Linked DNA regions of Homo sapiens: region 2 is linked to region 1. The links are chromatin loops, found by intact Hi-C in ENCODE. Cell type or tissue: psoas muscle. All regions are shown on one strand. Links, peaks and the distances in the headings refer to the core of each region. The heading gives the core; the rest is flanking DNA. Region 1 overlaps SULF2 (sulfatase 2). Region 2 has its middle 17 kb from the start of ARFGEF2.

What was found. A loop is a pair of places that touch in the nucleus more often than their neighbours do. Peaks named below come from ENCODE experiments on the same cell type or tissue, not always from the same donor. Only the 100,000 strongest peaks of a DNase experiment are listed, where the experiment ranks them.
Region 2: a loop joins it to region 1, with 3 times the contacts of the local background. A loop is called at or near these places in 3 of 110 quality-filtered maps.

The regions. Positions count from the first base shown.
Region 1 is chr20:47,661,686-47,667,052 of GRCh38, reverse strand. It overlaps SULF2 (sulfatase 2), which reads left to right. Exons shown (of 21, transcript NM_001387048.1): 12 at 565-793; 13 at 1,100-1,196; 14 at 1,760-1,854; 15 at 2,864-2,923; 16 at 3,431-3,600; 17 at 3,841-3,983; 18 at 5,157-5,280. Among named protein-coding and RNA genes, the nearest start is that of SULF2, 120 kb to the left of the region's middle. RefSeq lists enhancers at 265-1,248, 1,249-2,234, 2,768-2,817, 2,848-2,987, 3,798-3,847. In psoas muscle, for the core only: a CTCF peak has its summit at 3,110 (motif pointing left); a DNase peak (open chromatin) is centred at 3,102.
Region 2 is chr20:48,901,832-48,907,198 of GRCh38, reverse strand. No RefSeq gene overlaps it. Among named protein-coding and RNA genes, the nearest start is that of ARFGEF2, 17 kb to the left of the region's middle. In psoas muscle, for the core only: a CTCF peak has its summit at 1,970 (motif pointing right); a DNase peak (open chromatin) is centred at 1,972.

The DNA of each region.
Region 1 (5,367 bases), core at 224-5,223:
TAGTTCCAAAACATTTCATCACCCCAAAAGGGAACCCCGTACCCACAAAGCAGTCACTCCTCACTACCCTCTCCCCCAGCCCCTGGCAATCACCAATCTTCTTTCTGCCGCTATAGATTTACCTATTCTGGGTAGTTCCTATAAATAGAATGTAACAATACGAGCCCGCTTTGTGTCTGGCTGGTTTCACTCCGCCTGCTTTTGACATTCATCCACGCTCTAGCGTGAATCAGAACCTCGCTCCTGGTTCTGGTCGCATATTCCGTTGTACAGATGATGTACCGCCATTTGTTTACCCGCAAGCAGCTCTCGCTTGAAATCCTCTTGAGTCAGTGGCTTCTTGGCTCCAGGACTTCCGTCTTGCCGGTGTGATCACCTCGAGGCCCTCCCCTGCGGTCCAGGATCTGCGAGCAGGCGGGTAGATTCCACGACCCCTCGAGTCGCAGGCAAAGCTGAGCCTCATGCTTGGAAGCCCGGCCCTATCTTGATGAAGGACCCACTGCCCTGGGAGCCTGGCCAGCCTTTCCTGCCTCCCTAACTCTGCCACTCCTCTAATGCCCACAGAGTACAAGGCCAGCTATGTCCGCAGTCGCTCCATCCGCTCAGTGGCCATCGAGGTGGACGGCAGGGTGTACCACGTAGGCCTGGGTGATGCCGCCCAGCCCCGAAACCTCACCAAGCGGCACTGGCCAGGGGCCCCTGAGGACCAAGATGACAAGGATGGTGGGGACTTCAGTGGCACTGGAGGCCTTCCCGACTACTCAGCCGCCAACCCCATTAAAGTGACACATCGGTGAGTGTCCAGGTGGAAGTCGAGGGTGAAGGGGACAGGACAGACCTCGGCAAAGGGCTTCCCACACCTCTTGGGCCCCTGAGGACCAAGATGACAAGGATGGTGGGGACTTCAGTGGCACTGGAGGCCTTCCCGACTATTCAGCCGCCAACCCCATTAAAGTGACACATCGGTGAGTGTCCAGGTGGAAGTCGAGGGTGAAGGGGACAGGACAGACCTCGGCAAGGGCTTCCCACACCTCTTGGGCACCTGGGCTGCTCCCCCTCCACCACCTCCGAGCCACACGTGATCCCTTCTCTCAAGCAGGTGCTACATCCTAGAGAACGACACAGTCCAGTGTGACCTGGACCTGTACAAGTCCCTGCAGGCCTGGAAAGACCACAAGCTGCACATCGACCACGAGGTGAGTGGAGAGCGGGAGAGGAGCATGCTCTCGGCCACCACGGGCCTGGCAGGACCCCCGGTTCACAGTGGGAGGGCAGTGAGGCCAGACCCAGGGAAGAGGCTGGAGAGGTGAAGTGAGGTCCCCACAGATTCCTCAACGCGGGGATAGGTGTCAGTCCCAGCATGAGACAGATAGCTTCCTGCCCAGGCCGTCTGAGGGACGATGGCTTAGCCACGTTGTCCCCCTTTTGACTTACAAGAAGTCTACGCTACAGGAGGCCTTTCATCAAACCCAGGGGAGACACTGGAGGCCTCAGTGGGCTCAGCGGGTTCCTGCGCAGGCCAGGCCGGAAAAATGACTCGGTTCCCTTGCAAGGGCTGGCTGGAGGAGAAGGCGGGCTTCCTTCAGGCAGAACAAGTACCTCCTCCCCACCCAGACATGCCGGTGCTTGCCCTGGGGCCCGGGGAGTGCAGGCTGCCGCTGCTGAGCACAGACACGGCAGCGTGGGGGCAGTCACCAGGCCAAGTCTTTGTTGTCCAGCCTTGAAGGTTTCAAGGCCTCCTCTTCTGCCCCTCCCTCAGATTGAAACCCTGCAGAACAAAATTAAGAACCTGAGGGAAGTCCGAGGTCACCTGAAGAAAAAGCGGCCAGAAGAATGTGACTGTCACAAAATCAGGTGAGGCAGTAGCAAAGGGACCTCCCTAAGACCCCACTCTCCTACAGGACAGTTCAGTTCATCCCCTCTCGTGATTGACCCCTTTCATTTTTTATTTTTATCTTTATCTTCTCCCCTCATGGCATTAAAAAAATCCGTAATTTACCTCCCTGTTGTCAGCCAGTGTGGCACACGGACCTGCTCCTCAGCCAGGCTGGCGCCCAGATTCCAGTACTGCTAGCAAGAGACCCGTGCTGGCTGCGCAGAGCCGGCTCCAGGCCGGAAAAGTGCCTCTGCCGATTGCCCTTTCAGAAATCCCCCATGTGGTTTGAGGTCCATGTTCCCGGCTTAGGGGTCCCCTGGCCCAAAGGACTGAACTCTAGAACAGCTCTAATAGAACATTCTGTGCTGACGGAAATGGGCTATATCTGCACTACACCACACGTGGCTGGTGCATACTTAAAATTTTGGCTAGTGTCACTAAGGAGCCAAATTTTTTATTTTGCTTAATTCAAATTGAAGTAGCCACCTGTGGCCAGTGGCTACCATACTGGACAGCACAGCTGTAGAAGCCCTGCTGTCTTTCCAGAAAGTGTTGCAAAACACAGGCTTCCCTGTGTTGACCCCGACCAAGTGTGAGTAGGCAGGGTGGTGAGGGAACCAACCTCAAGATGCTGAGGCTTTGACATGTAAAATTAACCATCAAAAAAGAAAGGAAAAAGGATGCTGAGGCTGATGCACCTAAAGCCAGGCCCAGCTTCTAGTCGTGGCTAAATTACAATTAACCCAACCTGCTAAAGTCTAGCAAAAGTCCAGGCAGAGTCCTGGCTCATGCTTGGAGAAAGAAGCCACTCAGGCAGGCACCTGCTGCCCTGAGGATAGGGTCATGCCCTACCCACCACCACCCCAGAAGGAGGGACAGGGGTGGGGCAGCAGCAACACATGGGAGTCCCAGAAATCACAGCTTGCACCTGCCAGCGGAGCCCTCTGAGCCACTCCTGAAGCCTGGGGCTGGGGGGGTCTGTTACAGCTACCACACCCAGCACAAAGGCCGCCTCAAGCACAGAGGCTCCAGTCTGCATCCTTTCAGGTAAGAGCAGCTTGAGGTCCTGGGGAAGAGATGCAGAGGCCTGCATGAGGAGGTGGCCCTCCCTTAAGCTAAAACTCAGAAGAAAAGGAAAGAAGTCCAGGCCCTTCCCTGGGAAGTCCACGGTAGCCCTCGAAGAGGCCTTACTTCCCAATCAACACTGAGCGGGCCTCCGACGCCCCCTTGTGGCTAAATGGGGTTACCGCAACTCCACCAAGCAGGGCAGGACACAGGAAGGAGGGGAAAGGGGTGTCAACAGGAGTCCCAGTAGCTGCCTGGTTCTGTCCCCAGCTTGTGCCCCCTTGGGAGTTAAAGTAGAATGACAAGACCCAGGTTCTGGTCCCGGCTCTGCCTTGGAGCAGCACTGGGACTTGGGACCCTGAATTGCTATGCCCATGGCTCTCTGTTGGAGAAGCCTCAGCGAAGCCCTTAGGTGGACAGGAAGAGCAGAGACATGGGGTCACTGATCCCTCAGAGGCCCAAGGTGTGTGTGGCCCTCTGCGCCCATAGGAAGGGCCTGCAAGAGAAGGACAAGGTGTGGCTGTTGCGGGAGCAGAAGCGCAAGAAGAAACTCCGCAAGCTGCTCAAGCGCCTGCAGAACAACGACACGTGCAGCATGCCAGGCCTCACGTGCTTCACCCACGACAACCAGCACTGGCAGACGGCGCCTTTCTGGACACGTGAGCAAGCCCAGGGCAGGGGTGGACAGGCTGAGGCCCAGGGGTTCAAGAAACTTCTCCACTTAGTGACCCAGACCTCTCTCAGAAAGGGGGTCCCCAACACCAGGGGTCCACGGTGCTCGGGACAGCCTCTTGGCATTTGACGAACTGGTTTTAGGGGCTGTCCCTGACAGGAATCACTGTTGGCAGATGGGGCCTCCTCCCGCAGGCACTCAGGACATGCTCTCTCTTCCTTGGCAGTGGGGCCTTTCTGTGCCTGCACCAGCGCCAACAATAACACGTACTGGTGCATGAGGACCATCAATGAGACTCACAATTTCCTCTTCTGTGAATTTGCAACTGGCTTCCTAGAGTACTTTGATCTCAACACAGACCCCTACCAGGTACAGGCAACCCGAGCTAGAGGGATGGGGGTGTGGGGTACACCAGTGCTGCCAGGTAGGCCCCCCCCAACCTCAGGGAAGTGATGACAAATTGTCCAAGTCCCACTGAGTCCCTGAGCCGGTGGGAGTAAGTTGTGAAGCTGCTGAGATTGGGGGTTCTGTGTTCAATCAGCCTTTTTTGCCTCCATCACCCTGCTTTTTGCCTCCATCACCCTGCGTGTGTAATATATATGGCTTCTTCCCTCTAACTTAACATGCAGCATGCAACCAGGTTTTGCCGGAACTTGTGAAGACTCCTAACACTGTCAGGCTGTAGGATCAAGCCAAATATCACCCACTGCAGGGCCTACACGGACCGCGCAGCTAATATAACAGTAACACACTGCACCAAGCACTCTGCTAAGTGCTTCCGTACAGTAAGCCATCTAAACACACATGCGACTGAAGTGGCCCAGGACCACACAAGACCAAAAGGAGCAGTGGCATGTCTGGTCATCGGAACATGTGGGCCCTTGTACAGGGACAGTCACTACTGAGCTCCAGCACTAGAGCTTTCCTGTACTGTGGCCTTGGTATTGCCCAGGCTTTGACCTTTCAAGAAAAGCCTGAAATAATTTAAATGAAATCTGATGTTTAAATGTCAGCAGCACAAATGCTTTAATTACTATATAGGTGTGCAGTCTTTCTCCTTAGATAGGTTCACCCTCATACTTTACCAAAGGGGTAGGTTAAGTCCCTCACCGGTAGCTCCCAGACTACACAAGAACCCAGGCCACTTACCCGTCCTTTCATCAAATGGCTGCTTTGCAATCAGGAGGAGCTGAGGGCCCCTGAATGAAGGCTGCTGATAAAACCAAGACTTGGAAGGCTTTCTTTCCAAGCTTGGGAAGTTTCCTGACCAGTGGCTGCAGAACTCCAACGTTAAATACACAGACGTGGTTTTTATTCTCCTGAGTTTTCACTCTCATGAAGAGTGAACCTGGTGGGACTTGAAGCCAAAAAGTCACCTAACTCTTCCAAACGCTGGCTCTTGCAGAAGTTGGAGTAAACAGGTCACCAGCCCCTAGCACCTTCCACCCGCCACCTGCCTGAAATATGTCCCCTGGTTGGTAGAAGGGCAGGGCGAGAGTCCCTGTACTTACCTTGTTGACAGACTACCTTTTTTGCAACCAGCTGATGAATGCAGTGAACACACTGGACAGGGATGTCCTCAACCAGCTACACGTACAGCTCATGGAGCTGAGGAGCTGCAAGGGTTACAAGCAGTGTAACCCCCGGACTCGAAACATGGACCTGGGTGAGTAGGCACCCCAACGTGGGGCCCTTGGACAGCAGGGTAACCAAAGGAAGGGACTCAGGAGGTGGTGTCTACCCCAAGAATGAG
Region 2 (5,367 bases), core at 72-5,071, 1.2 Mb before region 1:
TGAGACTCTGACTCAAAAAAAAAAAAAGAAAGAGAAAGAGAGAGGGAGAGAGAGAGAGAAGAAGAGAAAAGGAGAAAGAAAGAAAGAAAGGAAAGGAAGGAAGAAAGAGAGAGAGAGAGAGAAAGGAAGGAAGGAAAGAAGGAGAGAAAGAAAGGAAGTAAGGAAGGAGAGAGAAAGAAGGAAGAAGGAAAGAAAAAGAAAGAAAGAGGAAGGAAGGAGAGAAAGAAGGAAGAAGGAAAGAAAGAGAAAGAAAAAGAAAGAAAAGAAAGAAAGAAAGAAAGAAAGAAGGAAAGAAAGAAAAAATTGATGGATAAAGAACCCTACAATGCAGAGATACAAGAGGCAATAGTGGCTAACACTACTTCTCTGGTGCTTCCTATAGGCCAGGGACTGTTCTGAGTGCTTTACTTAAATTGGCTCATTGAATCCTTACAAAATCCCCAATATTTCCCCCATTTAACAGAAGAGAAAACTGAGGTTTCTTGTCCAAGGTTACATGGCTGGTTCACATGAGAGCTGGGATTTGGGTCCAGGGTGTCAGGCTCCAGCAGCTGAACTGGTAATACTGGATGCTGTAATTTAAGACGTGACAACTTAGTATAGCACAAAGTGACCCTCAGGTGAATAGGCAAAGAAAAACTGGAGTTTAGAAGACCACGGAGAAGAGCTGTGAGCTGGATGTTGAAGGATGCTTTGGCCTAAAATAGACAGGAGGAGGGGAGACGGTGATATTTCCTCTGATCTAATCACCGTGTAATTCTTCAGCCCTGTCCTTGGCCTCAGGGACACTGCAGTGGGCAAAATGCCCAAGTCTTTACCCTCATCAAGCTTAATTTGTAGCGTGGGAAACAGATCATAAACACATAAACAAACGTGGGGGTGGTTAAAGCCTTATTATGTCATATTTTCAGTTTTTATCAGGAATTAGTTGTTGTGGCTGTTTTGAAATAAAGTCCACAAATTCGTTGACACTCTTCTCATTGAAAGGTGAGGTCTACATCCCCTCCCCTTGAAACTGGTTGGGCTTTGGAGAGTGTTGCTAACAGAATATGACAGAAGCGATGCTAGGTAGGCAGGGCCCAGTGACTCGCACCTGTAATCCCAGTGACTCGCACCTGTAATCCCAGTGGCTCGCACCTGTAATCCCAGTGACTCGCACCTGTAATCCCAGTGGTTTGCACCTGTAATCCCAGTGGTTTTGGAGACGGAGGTGGGACTGTTGCTTGAGCCCAGGAATTTGAGGTCTCAGAGAGCTCTGTCACCCACTGCACTCCAGCTTGGGTGACAGAGCAGACCCAAACTTTAAAAAAAAAAAAAGAAAAGAAAAGAAAAAAGAAATAAAGAAAAAAGGCCAGGCATGGTGGCTCACGCTTATAATCCCAGCACTTTGGGAGGCTGAGGTGGGCAGATCGCCTGAGGCCAGGAGTTGGAGACCAGCCTGGCCAACATGGTGAAACTCTGTCTCTACTAAAAATACAAAAATTAGCTGGGCGTGGTGGCATATGCCTGTAATCCCAGCTACTCCAGAGGCTGAGGCAGGAGAATCGCTTGACCCGGGAGGTGGAGGTTGCAGTGAGCCGAGATCACACCATTGTACTCCAACCCAGGTGACAGAATGAGATTCCGTCTCAGGAAAAAAAAAAAAAAAAGAAGAAGAAAAAGGCAAATTTAGACAGTTAAGGGCACAAGCCTCAGGGACTGCCTGAGTGTGAAGATGAGGGAGAGTAGGTGTCTAGTGTGACCCCCACGTTTCTTACTTGGGGAACAATGGGTGGTCAGGCCATTTACCAAGACAGAGAACGAGGAAAAGCTGGTTTCAGAAGAAGCATGTTAAAGATTCTAACTCCAAGATTACACCTTCCAATAAACATCCCTCTTAAGCAATGCTAGCTTCTGCAACACCTCTTAGATTATCTGACTTTTTTCATAAAAAGGAAAACTTTTGCACCGCTGCCAATGCAATTTCTATATTGGCCACCAGAGAGCACCAATGCTCGAGCAGTTCAACTAGACTCACCACCTGGTCCTGTTTTACACTTTAGAAAAAAAAAAAAAAAAAAAAAAAGCCGGGGGAAAGATTTTGGCTTCATCATCTTGTCTCAGAATCATTCTCGTGAGCTTCCCTGGCACCGGGATAAAATCTGATAGCTATGTCATGTGTGAAAAAGGTTTGGCTTATTGGATCCCTCAGTGCTAATTAGGAAAAAATCTCCTCCCTCACCACAATTTTCCATGTGTGCCTGAGCCCACCTCACGAAGTCCAGGGGACTTTCCTGATTTGTTTTGCATTGCTAGCCTTAGGCAAAACCCAGCACATTTTGCTTCTGATACATTTCCACTGCTGCCTCGTTTTCCCCACTGTCACCCGTGACCTCTGTGCTTCCCTCTCATTGCTGTGCTTCCAGCCCCGGGAACTTGCTCCTTCAGTTGCCTGATGGGAAAGCACAGAGGGTAGTTCCTTCCTAGAAGTGATTTCAGCCCCATTGCCTCCCATCCCCTCGCCTCTCATTCTCCAAGGACATTCAGCAGCTTGTGGGGGGCGGGGTATCAGAGCCTCACAGACCAAAGCCTGGTGTCTGCTGCCCTAGGTCTTTCTCTCTCTCTTTCTTTCTTTCTTTTCTTTCTTTCTCTTCTTTCTTTCTCTCTCTCTCTCTCTCTCTTTCTTTCTTGCTCTGTCGCCCAGGCTGGAGTGCAGTGGCAGTGGCGCCTTCTCGGCTCACTGCAACCTCCGCCTCCCGGGTTCAGGTGATTCTCCTGCCTCAGCCTCCCGAATAGCTGGGACTAAAGGAACGTGCCACCACACCCAGCTAATTTTTTGTATTTTTAGTGGAGATGAGGTTTCACCGTGTTAGCCAGGATGGTCTTGAGCTCCTGACCTCGTGATCCTCCCACTTTGGCCTCCCCATGTGCTGGGATTACAGGCATGAACCACTGTGCCTGGCCCTTTTTTTTTTTTTTTTTGAGATAGATTCTTGCTCTGTCGCCCAGGCTGGAGTGCAGAGGCACGATCATGACTCACTGCAGCCTCCACCTCTCGGGTTCAAGCAATTCTCCTGCCTTAGCCTCCCCAGTAGCTGGGATTACAGGCGCCCACCACCATGCCCAACTAATTTTTTTTGGTATTTTTAGTAGAGACGGGGTTTCGCCATGTCGGCCAGGCTGGTGTCAAACACCTGACCTCAGCTGGTCTGCCCACCTTGGCCTCCCAAAGTGCTAGCATTACCGGCGTGAGCCACCGCGCCTGACCTGCCCTAGGTATTTCTTTCTGTTGTTCTTCTAGATGACTCTAGGACCCCTGACCTCCTGGGGGGCCACTGCTTCCCCTCTAAACCCGCTCCCATGGCAGGCGATTTAGGGCCAACTCCCAAGCCAGATCCCACCAAGGGTGATGGTTCCCAGAGTCCCCTGGGCCCAGCGGCAGAGGGGACCAAAACTACCCACTGTTGTCATTAATGCACCACCTGGAAGTCATTATTTGGCAATAGAATCTCTCTATTCCTGAAGGTACCAAGGCCGTAGGAATTACAGATTCTCTCTGGTCTGGTAAACATTATCTCCCAGACTTGTGGCTGCATAGAATTCATCTCAGCCTGCTGAGATCATTGCTACTCACCTGGTTTTCCCATGATCAGAACTAATTTCTTTCTTCTTTTTTTTTGAGACTGAGTCTCACTCTGTCGCCCAGGCTGGAGTGCAGTGGCGTGATCTCGGCTCACTGCAACCTCTGCCTCCCAGGTTCAAGCAAGTCTCCTGCCTCAGCCTCCTGAGTAGCTGGGACTACAGGTGTGCTCCACCACGCCTGGCTGATTTTTGTATTTTTAGTAGACATGGGGTCTCGTTATGTTGGCCAGGCTGGTCTTGAACTCCTGACCTCATGTGATCCGCCCGCCTCGGCTTCCCAACGTGCTGGGATTATAGGTGTGAGCCACCGTTCCCAGCCAATCAGAACTAATTTCTGTCTTGGGGTTCTCTTGTTGCTTGTGCCTCCATTAAAGCAGTTATCCTGGGATTTTATTCTTTTCAGAGCCTGAAAACCTCCTTTGGGCAAAACAATCCCTTTTACACATCTCAGAATTCCTTAGAGTTGGGATATCTGACATCCGACATCCTCTGACCACACACACACACACACACACACACACACACACACACTCTCTCTCTCTCTCTCTCTCTCTCTCTCTTTCTCTCTCCGCCCCCCCCCCCACCATCACCTGGCTAGACTGTAGATGGTGAGGAGGTCGTTTGCTTCTTTGTTTATCAGTTCCTGGTACTATGGGGGAACACACAGGCATGTAGTGAAATTTTCATGAAAGTAAACTTAAACAACTACCATTTATGTTAATATATTAATCTCCTTTCCTTTTTGGGGGTAGTGATGTTGGTGGTTAAAATGTTCTTTTACTGTGAAGTAATGGAAAAAATATTTCTTTAATTTTATTTTATCCTGTAGTCTTTACTTGGCAATATAAAAAGTAGACCATCTTATTTCGGTTGCCCAATCATTCATTTTATTTTTAAGAATTTTTACTGCCTTTGAGAAGTCCAAGAGGCTGGAAACTGTTGTCCCACCATTTTCAGCACAGTCCTCAAAGCAGAGCCATCCTCAGGAAACACCAAATTGCCATAAGACACAGCAGTTCCACTCCCAGATATACACCCAAGAAAATGGTACAAGGTACACACACACAATCTCGTAAAAAATGGATGTTTATAGCAGCGTTATTCACAATAGCCAAACAGTGGAAACAGCCCAAATGTCCATGGATGGATGGAAGGATAAATGAAGTGTGGTCTATCCATACAATGGGATATTATCCAGCCACAAAAAGGCGTGAAGCCTTGATACATGCTGCAATATGGACAGATCTTGAAACCGTGATGCTAAATGAAAGAAGCCAGACCCAAAAGGCCACATATTACATGAAATGCCCAGAGCAGGCAAATGTATAGAAACAAAAAGCAGGTGGCAGCTGCCAGAGGATGGGAGGAGGGGTTAAATGGGAGTGGTTGCTCATCGGTATAAGTGTCCTTTGGGGTGATGAAAATGTTCAAAAATTGATTGTGGTGATGGTTACACAACTCTGTGAATATACTAGAAACCATTGAATTGTACACTTTAAAAGGGTAATTTTGACATATGTGTATTATATCTCAATAGAAAAATAAAACAGGCTGGGGTGGTGGCTCATGCCTGTAATCCCAGGACTTCGGGGGTGCGAAGGCTGGAGGATCTCTTGAGGCCACGAGTTTGAGACAAGTCTGGGAAACATAGTGAGATCTTGCCTCTACAATAAATAAATAAATAAACAAATAAATAACCGGGCACGGTGGTGCATGCTTATTGCCCCAGCTACTCGGGAGGCTGAG